Linked DNA regions of Mus musculus: region 2 is linked to region 1. The links are chromatin contacts, found by Hi-C or POLR2A ChIA-PET in ENCODE. All regions are on one chromosome and are shown on one strand. The core of a region is the stretch at or near the end of the contact, and the rest is flanking DNA. Distances in the headings are between cores, read along the strand shown. Region 1 holds the start of Rab1a (RAB1A, member RAS oncogene family). Region 2 holds the start of Aftph (aftiphilin).

Region 1 (3,844 bases), core at 474-2,973:
CACCCATCTCTGCCTCCTGAGGGCTGGGGTCAAAGGCATGCTATGTCTGGCTTACATGATAAATCCTAAGACAAAACAAAACAACAATAACAACAAAATTTTTGCTTGAAAAATTGAGTTTAGGACACTTCAGAGTTTTTATTCTGTGAAATGATAAGAGGAAGTATGGTGGGCTTTAGGGTCCAGGGCTGTAAACCTCCATCTAGGGTCATTTCAGAAGTTAGTATGGAAAAGAACCCAGGAGGCAGAGGCCAGGGAAACACTGAGTTCGAGGCCAGCCTGGTCTACAGAGGGAGTTCCAGGACAGCTAGGGCTACACAGAGAAACTCTGCCTCAGAAAACCAAAAACCAAAACCCAGACAATAACAAGAAAACTCCCAAAACTATGTATGTGTGGTCTGATGAGGCTGTCAGGACACACGGAGGAACGCCAGAGGGATGTGTAAATATGTTCTGAGTATATGGTTAGTCATGAGAACAGCCTCTTTTGCATATTTTGATGTCACAGAAATTCAGAAATTAAAAGTAAATCTACAGTTGGCCCCAGGAGATAATATTCTTGCTTAGAACAAGTTGGAAGATAAACTTTGGTCAGTGTATTATACTATGCCCTTTGTAATAAATAACGCAAGATAATGCGTTAAAGTTTAGCGGAGATTTAAATTCCTGAGCTGATTAAAGTTGACACCATTAGGTCTAAAAAAATGTATTAATATTAGTTCTGGAGTCCGTACTGAAGAGTTTCATGGCTTAAAAAAAAATACTTATTACTGCCCAGTTGTGCAGACGGACACAGAATTAGTACTAATAAAAAACAAAGAGCAGCAAAAGCAACTGCAACCCCCCCCCCTCAAAAAAAACAAAAACAAAACTTAACAACCCAACCCAACCCAACCCTATCCCGGAAAACAATTCAACTTTTAAGTCTAGGCCTCAAGTAGGAGGAGAAGACTGGTTAAGGCTGACTTTAGCCTGTGTCTCAACAGCACAATGTTAAAGGTTGGAGGTCGAGATGGAGGAGCAGTTTCAGACAGGGAAATCTGGCTGTGTGAGCAGAAGAGAGACTAGAACAGGGTCCATTTGCAGCTATTGCAACATCAAGTTGCTAGAGTAAAACGGTAAAAAAAAAAAAAAAAAAATTAGAGAAGGAGTCGGGTGAGTGAGAAAGCGCAAGGTCTACAGAGGCCGCTTGAGTTTCCTGCTGTCCTTAGAGCAGCCTCAGACCCTGATGGTGATGGCCCCTGTGGTCTTGCCTGAGCAGAGCTCGTCAAGCTGTCTCCACCCCTCCTCACTGTCCCAGGCTTCCTGGGAGCCCCCTCCCCCTCTGCTGCGGCACCGCCCTCCGCCGAGTTCCTTCCTCCTCCCCTCCCGATGGGGCACCGACTCGCCCTGCTGCCACGTCTCACTGATGACATCAACACAGCCCGGTCGGCCTTAGCCAATCCGCTAGGGGGAGTCCGAGCGAAGTCCTAGCCAGCAGGCCAGCGGGGAGGGGAGCAGGAAGGGCGGGGTGTGGGGGTGAGGGAATCGGGACGGGGCGGGCTACAAGCTCGAAAGTGCGCATGCGTTCAGGGCGCGGGGCCTAGTGGGAAGCTGAGTGCAGACAGCCCTCGGCCCGGTCGGGCTGCCCAGCGCGCGGTGTGCTCATGACTCTCTTTCCCAGCGTGCCCCGCGACGCTGCCGCCCTCTGGGCCGCGCCAGGCCCCTTGGCCTAGGCTTCCCCAGTTCCTGGTTCGCCGGCGGCCATTTTGGGTGGAAGCGATCACTGAGTGGCGGCGGCTGCTGATTGTGTTCTAAGGGTCGGAGTGGGGTCGACGTTTGCTCTACCGGAACAGCTTAGCTCATTCCTCCCTTTCCATTACCTGTGGCGCGGAGAGTTGGGGCGGCGGCTGCGTCAGCAAGGGCGGTGGTGGCGGCGGCGGCGGCGGCAGCTGCAGTGACATGTCCAGCATGAATCCCGAATAGTGAGTGCAGGAGAGCCGGGGCGGGCCGGGGTGAGAGCGGCCGGCCGGGGGTGAGGGCCGCCGGGAGGTTCGCTGCGCAGCGCCGGGAAGGTCGGCCGGGCGAAGGAGACGGAGCAGCCTGAGGGCCCCATTGTCTGAAGGCCGAGGGCCGCAGCGCAGCGGGGAGGGGTCGGGCCTGCGGGCCGGGTCCCGACCGCAGCCGGCGGGGAGCTAGGTGCCGCGGCTGGGCGTTGGGGAGAGGGCCTCGGACAGTAGCCAGGAGGGGCGCGTCTCTGGAGGCAGTGACGGCTGGAGGAGGACTTGGTTTTAAGGGGAGGTAGGTGGGAGAGCTCTGCTAGAGGGCACTGTCAGACCCTGCGCCGGCTCTGCGGAGCTGTCAGCGTCGGCTTTACTTGTAAATCCCGAGCTTGTTAGAGCTCTCTCCCTGTTGGGTTTTAGGTAATATGGATGCTTCTTGGGACTGCGTGGGCTTGAGGGGGATGAGGAGATGGTGAGGAGCTATTTATAATGTTTAGTTTTCTTTTGGGCTTGTCTCCTGGGAGAGTTCTGTGAGACTTGTGAGACGTGACCCTTACAAAATCCTGGACATTTGTGAAATTTTTGGTTTAGGGGAGACATGAGTCTCCCAGTCACCTTTTGTCTCCAGTAGGTTAAGAAGAAGAAAAAGAAGAACAAAACTGAACTAAAAATAAACTAGAAATGTCTTCCTGGTACCACCAAGTTAAAGTACAAGTTTGCAGACAGTTTTGAAAAGAAACTAATGGGGCCTTTGATGATAGAGTTGTATGTAGGTTTTAGATTACCTGCTTGAATGCCTGTAGATAGGAAATGAGGTTCCATGACGTGTCATGAAAAGTTAATGCATTCCTTTTTCTTGCTTACTCAAGAAGTCACTGTAGCAGATGTGACACACCTGGCACCTTTCATGGGAACTGCGCTTCTCCTTTCTTGGATAGACATTGTTAGGCTCTCTCTTTGAACCCAAAATTCTCCTATGGTTTCCATATATGAAAATAACTTTAAGAGATGCCATTTTTATTATACTTTAGTGTCAGAAATCTTTAAGGGAGAGGGATTTTTGTTGGTTTTTAATAAGAGAAATCACTATTGCCGTAAAAGCTGGGCTTTATTTGTTGCTTTGGTCAGTTACCGCTAAGTGTGCCCCCATGAAAGGTCCAACCATCAGCTCGGCTGACTTGTCATGTGCGTGTCACATGACTCTTGCAAAAGACATTCTAAGTTCAGGTTTTCTAAGACTGGTTTAATACTGAAATGGTTTTTCCGTTTGTGTTAAGCAGAGGTCTTAGTATCTTGGTAGAATTTTACATACTTTTTTTTATTGTGTGTGTGATGCCTGTGATTGCAGGTGCACAGGTGTCACCTTGCTTGCTTCAGAGGTCAGGGGACAACTTTTGGGAGCTTATTCTTCCTTTGTGGCTTCAGGGATTGAACTCAGATAGGCACTGTATCCACAGAGCTATGTGCTTGGCCAGGCTTCTGTACTTGAAAAAGTTGGGAACAGTTCACATGGAGACACAGGTGCTGTGTTTGCAGCCCCTCTCCCAGGGCAAAATTAGTTTAGTTAAGCAAAGTTGAATTGGGGGTCCTAATTAGATTTTTGTGGAAACCAAAAAGAAGATGAATTTGTTATATTAGGAAGGTTTCTAATTTCTATTTGAAATTCCTGTTCTATTTGAGGAGATTCCTATATTTGTTAGGTGTGTATTTAAGTATTTTTATTATGCTTCTCAAATTTCCTAATGCTACGACCTTTCAATGCAATTCTTCATGTTGTGGCGACCCCTATCCATAACATTTTCATTGCTACTTCATAACTGTAATTTCGATACTGTATGAATTGTAATGTAAACAGCTGATAT
Region 2 (3,860 bases), core at 729-3,228, 540 kb after region 1:
AACCTGCCTCAAAAACTAAAAACAAACTGCTGGTAACATTAAATTAGAACATAAACATTTAACTTAGATAATTCTTGAGGGTTTTAAAGTATCTAAATATGCAAGAGACTGCTATGAGACTTGAGGGGAAGGCTTGTCAATTCCTCAATGAAATGCTATTTAATAATTCCTTTTCAATTAGATTTCACAAAAAATAAACTACAAGTACTCAACTTTCACAGCTTTTTGCATCTAGCTTTTTATTAACTATAAGCAGGACAGCTTAAAAATAACTTTAAAATAATGTTTTATAGTAGAATCACCTAGATTGTGAGTTTTCATAGACAATTGGGTTCTACAAAATTTACCAATGCCATTATGGATATATCTTTGTGGAATTATTTTCATTATAGCTTCTAGGTCAAAAGATCAGATAACATTAAATTCAAGTGCCCTACATATTATGAGTCTTATTAAATTTTTTCCAGGAGCTTTTTAATGATTTAAAAATATGTCTCTAAACATCAATAGATAAATCTGATACACTATATCTAATAAGAATCTAGTAAGTGCTATTTACTGATCTAGAAATTACAATGCTGGATCTAACTTGCTATTCGTGTGAGAGATATCCATGTATATGGCTACCATAGGTACTTTGTTTTAACAAATACACTTCTGGAGAGTGTTAAAAATGATCCCTACAAATGCCAACGTTTAGAAACTTATAAAATATGGTAAACTAGGCTGCTTATATCAACGCATTAGAGTTGAAGCAGAGTTCCCCCTAGAGTTTAGTATATATTTCTCTAATAGTTCAACAAATGTAAAATCTGATTTGAACCTTTCCAAAGTTCCTATCCCCACCACTATCCCCCCCCCGCAAAAAAAACACCTCGTGAAAGATATTTATGCCCTGAAGTTTGAGTAAAGTTTTACTTCTTTTAGTAAGAACTCTGAAACAGAACCAACGCTCCTTTGACGCTCCCTGCCCCCTCCCCGTTAATATTTACATGTATGAGTCAGTTCTTTCCTCAACCGCAACAGATTCAGATTCAGAGGGACATCACGCTATAACTTGAATAAACCAACAAGGTGGGGGCGGTAGGAAGCACAACTAGTCTCCGTTTCCAAAGGGAAAAAGAACCCACCACCGTTCACCCTCTGTCCCCGGCAGCACCTGCCACGTCGGGAGCTTAAAGAATAATGGCTCAACTTTCGGACGCAAGGAGGGAGAAGACACAGATAATTTCCTGAGGAGTGCCTAAAAGGTCCTCTCCGCAAGGGACACAGCTCTGGGCCGTCTCTGTCCGTTGGAGCATTCAGAGACCCTTCGAGGCGGCACAGTCCTGCAGCAGCCGGCCTCGGGCCTCCGCGAGGCAGACAGTGTTTACACCTGTCACGAGGGAGGTGGGAGCAGGAGGACGCCGGAGCGGAGCCCCAAACTTCTACACAGCGGCCGGGAGGGAACCCCGGCGCGCAGCTCGGGGCGGGTGGACGGCGAGAGGCAGGGCGGGCCACGGCGGCCGGGAGGGCACGGCTGGCTCTCCTCGGCCGAGCCTGGGATGCCGAGCGCCGTGCCACTCGGCTTCGGGCGCTGCCAGCGGCGTTCCGCACCCGCGGAGAAGAGCAGAGCCCGCGCCGGAGCTCGCAGGCCCGCACGCGGGCCGACGCGGGCAGGCGCTCCAGGCCGGGGCGACTAGCCGGGCCGGGTCCTCCGCACCCCGGGAGCGCGGCGGCAGCACTCACCTGGCTCGTCCCGGGCGGCCGCGATGGGCATGGCTCGGCGGCCCGGGGAGGAACTGGCTCCCCGGGGAAGGACCGGTTACTCGGACGCTGAGCTGGTGAGGGCGGAAGGGGAGCTGTTCCCAGCCCTGTCAGCGGCGCGGCGCCATGGACGCCCACCCGGAGTTTCAGCGCTGCCGCGGGACCCCCATCCCACTACCCTCCGCCCTCTTCCGCCGCCGCCGCCGCCTCCGCCTCCTCCTCCTCCGCGGAGACCCCCGCCCACTCCACACACTCTCCCATCATGCAGCGGGGAACCGCTGCTGTCCATACGTCACTTCCGGGCGCAGGTGGCTAGGTCGGGGCCGGGCGCTGGTGGGTGCCGGGGTGGGGGAGGACACTCCAGGGGAATTAGTGTCACAGACTTCTTACTTCTGCGCAGGCGCCGTCGTGTGGAACGACGTTCGCCATTTTGGTTGCGGGCAAACGGTCTTTTTTCCGTACTCACTGAAGTGTGGGCTGGGGACGTCCTCCCTCCCCTCCCGACCCTCTGAGGCAGCGCTCCGGGCCACAGACCTGAGCTTCTCTCCGCCCAGTACTTTCCCGATGAGCCGGGGAGAGGGTTAAGTTCCGCCTTGGAATAAAACTGCAGACGTATGGAAATACGGAACCAGATCTCTGCTGAAAAACCGGCTGGACAACATTCAGCAGCTTGTCCTTTTTGCCCGGAATAAAAGACTTTCATTCCCTTCCCTTTTTATGTAAGCCAACAAAAGAGGAAGCTGTTATTTAACAAACGAGAAGTGATTGTCCTACTTAAGACGAGAAGTCAGCAGGCAAACTAACAAATGGTCTTCTACAAAAATCAGTCCAGAATTGTGTTGGTGTTTGGAGAAGATGATCATTTTCATACATCTTTCCAATCAACTTGTGCATTTGAGCGATTCTATACAATAGAGGTCATAAGAGGTTTTTGTTTCCATCGGTTCCTGAGCAATTGGTCTTTTTTTAATAACATCTCCCCGTCCTTTATTATGACTCTGTTAGAAACCATTCCACTGTAAAACTCAGACAAAGCTGCAGGATTTTTATTCCTGTCTCAGACGGTGAACCCTGGACTCTACCCTACAAACCCTGAGCCCTGCCGGGTTCTCTTTCTGCCCACGCTGAATTATTTAAAATAGTTCCCAAACCGCAAAGCTCAGCAGTAACCGAAAGGAACAAGGACTGAAAACACCCGTCATCTCAGAGAACTGTCTAGCCCTTTGACTGGAGGAATTACACACGTTGAAAAAGATAAGGACAATAGCAATTCATCATGGTTTATCCTGCCTCTGCAATGTTCTAGACAAATTAACTTGAAGAACTAAAATAGACCCTCATTTGTCTCCTCACAATTCAGTCATTGCAAGATAACAGAGACTGCATTGCTGCTTTGTGGTTATGCTGAATATTTTTGTTATTGGCCAGTCACTGAAGTGAGAAAAATCTATATGGCTTGTCAAATTTATTCCTTTTGTATTTCGCCCCCTGCTGGTGTAGCTCGTGTGCAAATTAAAAAAAAAAAGTATGTCACTGTAAAACATGTTTATTGTCTGAGAATGAAAGTAAAAAAAAATGCGTGTAAAACTGAAAATTAATTTATTTCAGACAAACATATGTTTGTTTTCACTTGATAAATCTACCAAATAAGTACTGACTAAGATCCGAAGGAAACGTTTGAATGATGATTTTCAAATAATTTAAACCAATCAAAAATGTTTAATATAGTGATTCTAAACATTAAAAGGAAACCGTGCAGTTTGGGAAAGTATCTTCCCGATTTCACAAATTATATGATTACCAAATGATTATCTTTGTTAGGTAAGTGAAGAGGCTAACTCTGTTTACTTAATTTTTTTTTTTTTAAATCCATGGAAGCTGAGTAGCTATTTGTTCAAATGACTTGGGAGCACAATCAACCTACCTGTAATTGGATACTCTTACATGTGATTATGACATTTGGCATCAAGAAAAGAAAAACGCCTGACCACTTCTAATTTTTTCTCCTATTCAGCCTTGTTAAACAACTGAAATCATAATAAATAGTAAAGTTTATACTTATATTACCCCTTTTAGTCAAATGTTACATTGTAGTGCTATTGTTTACCTCTTAG

Evidence for each region. A loop is a pair of places that touch in the nucleus more often than their neighbours do. ChIA-PET counts read pairs that join two places held with the same protein, here RNA polymerase II (POLR2A).
Region 2: a loop to region 1 is called in a map of left cerebral cortex, with 11 times the contacts of the local background. The contact joins the promoter of Aftph here to the promoter of Rab1a in region 1. A Hi-C loop is called at or near these places in 1 of 37 maps with a recorded cell type or tissue (left cerebral cortex). POLR2A ChIA-PET finds 5 or more read pairs at or near these places in 2 of 5 experiments (Patski and embryonic stem cell).

What each region holds. Positions count from the first base shown.
Region 1 is chr11:20,199,689-20,203,532 of GRCm38, forward strand. Rab1a (RAB1A, member RAS oncogene family) reads left to right here and starts at 1,724. Exons shown (of 6, transcript NM_008996.4): 1 at 1,724-1,964. The coding sequence starts at 1,942.
Region 2 is chr11:20,739,578-20,743,437 of GRCm38, forward strand. Aftph (aftiphilin) reads right to left here and starts at 1,979. Exons shown (of 10, transcript NM_001290545.1): 1 at 1,729-1,979. It overlaps Gm46272 (predicted gene, 46272), which reads left to right and starts at 1,055. Exons shown (of 1, transcript NR_168691.1): 1 at 1,055-3,812.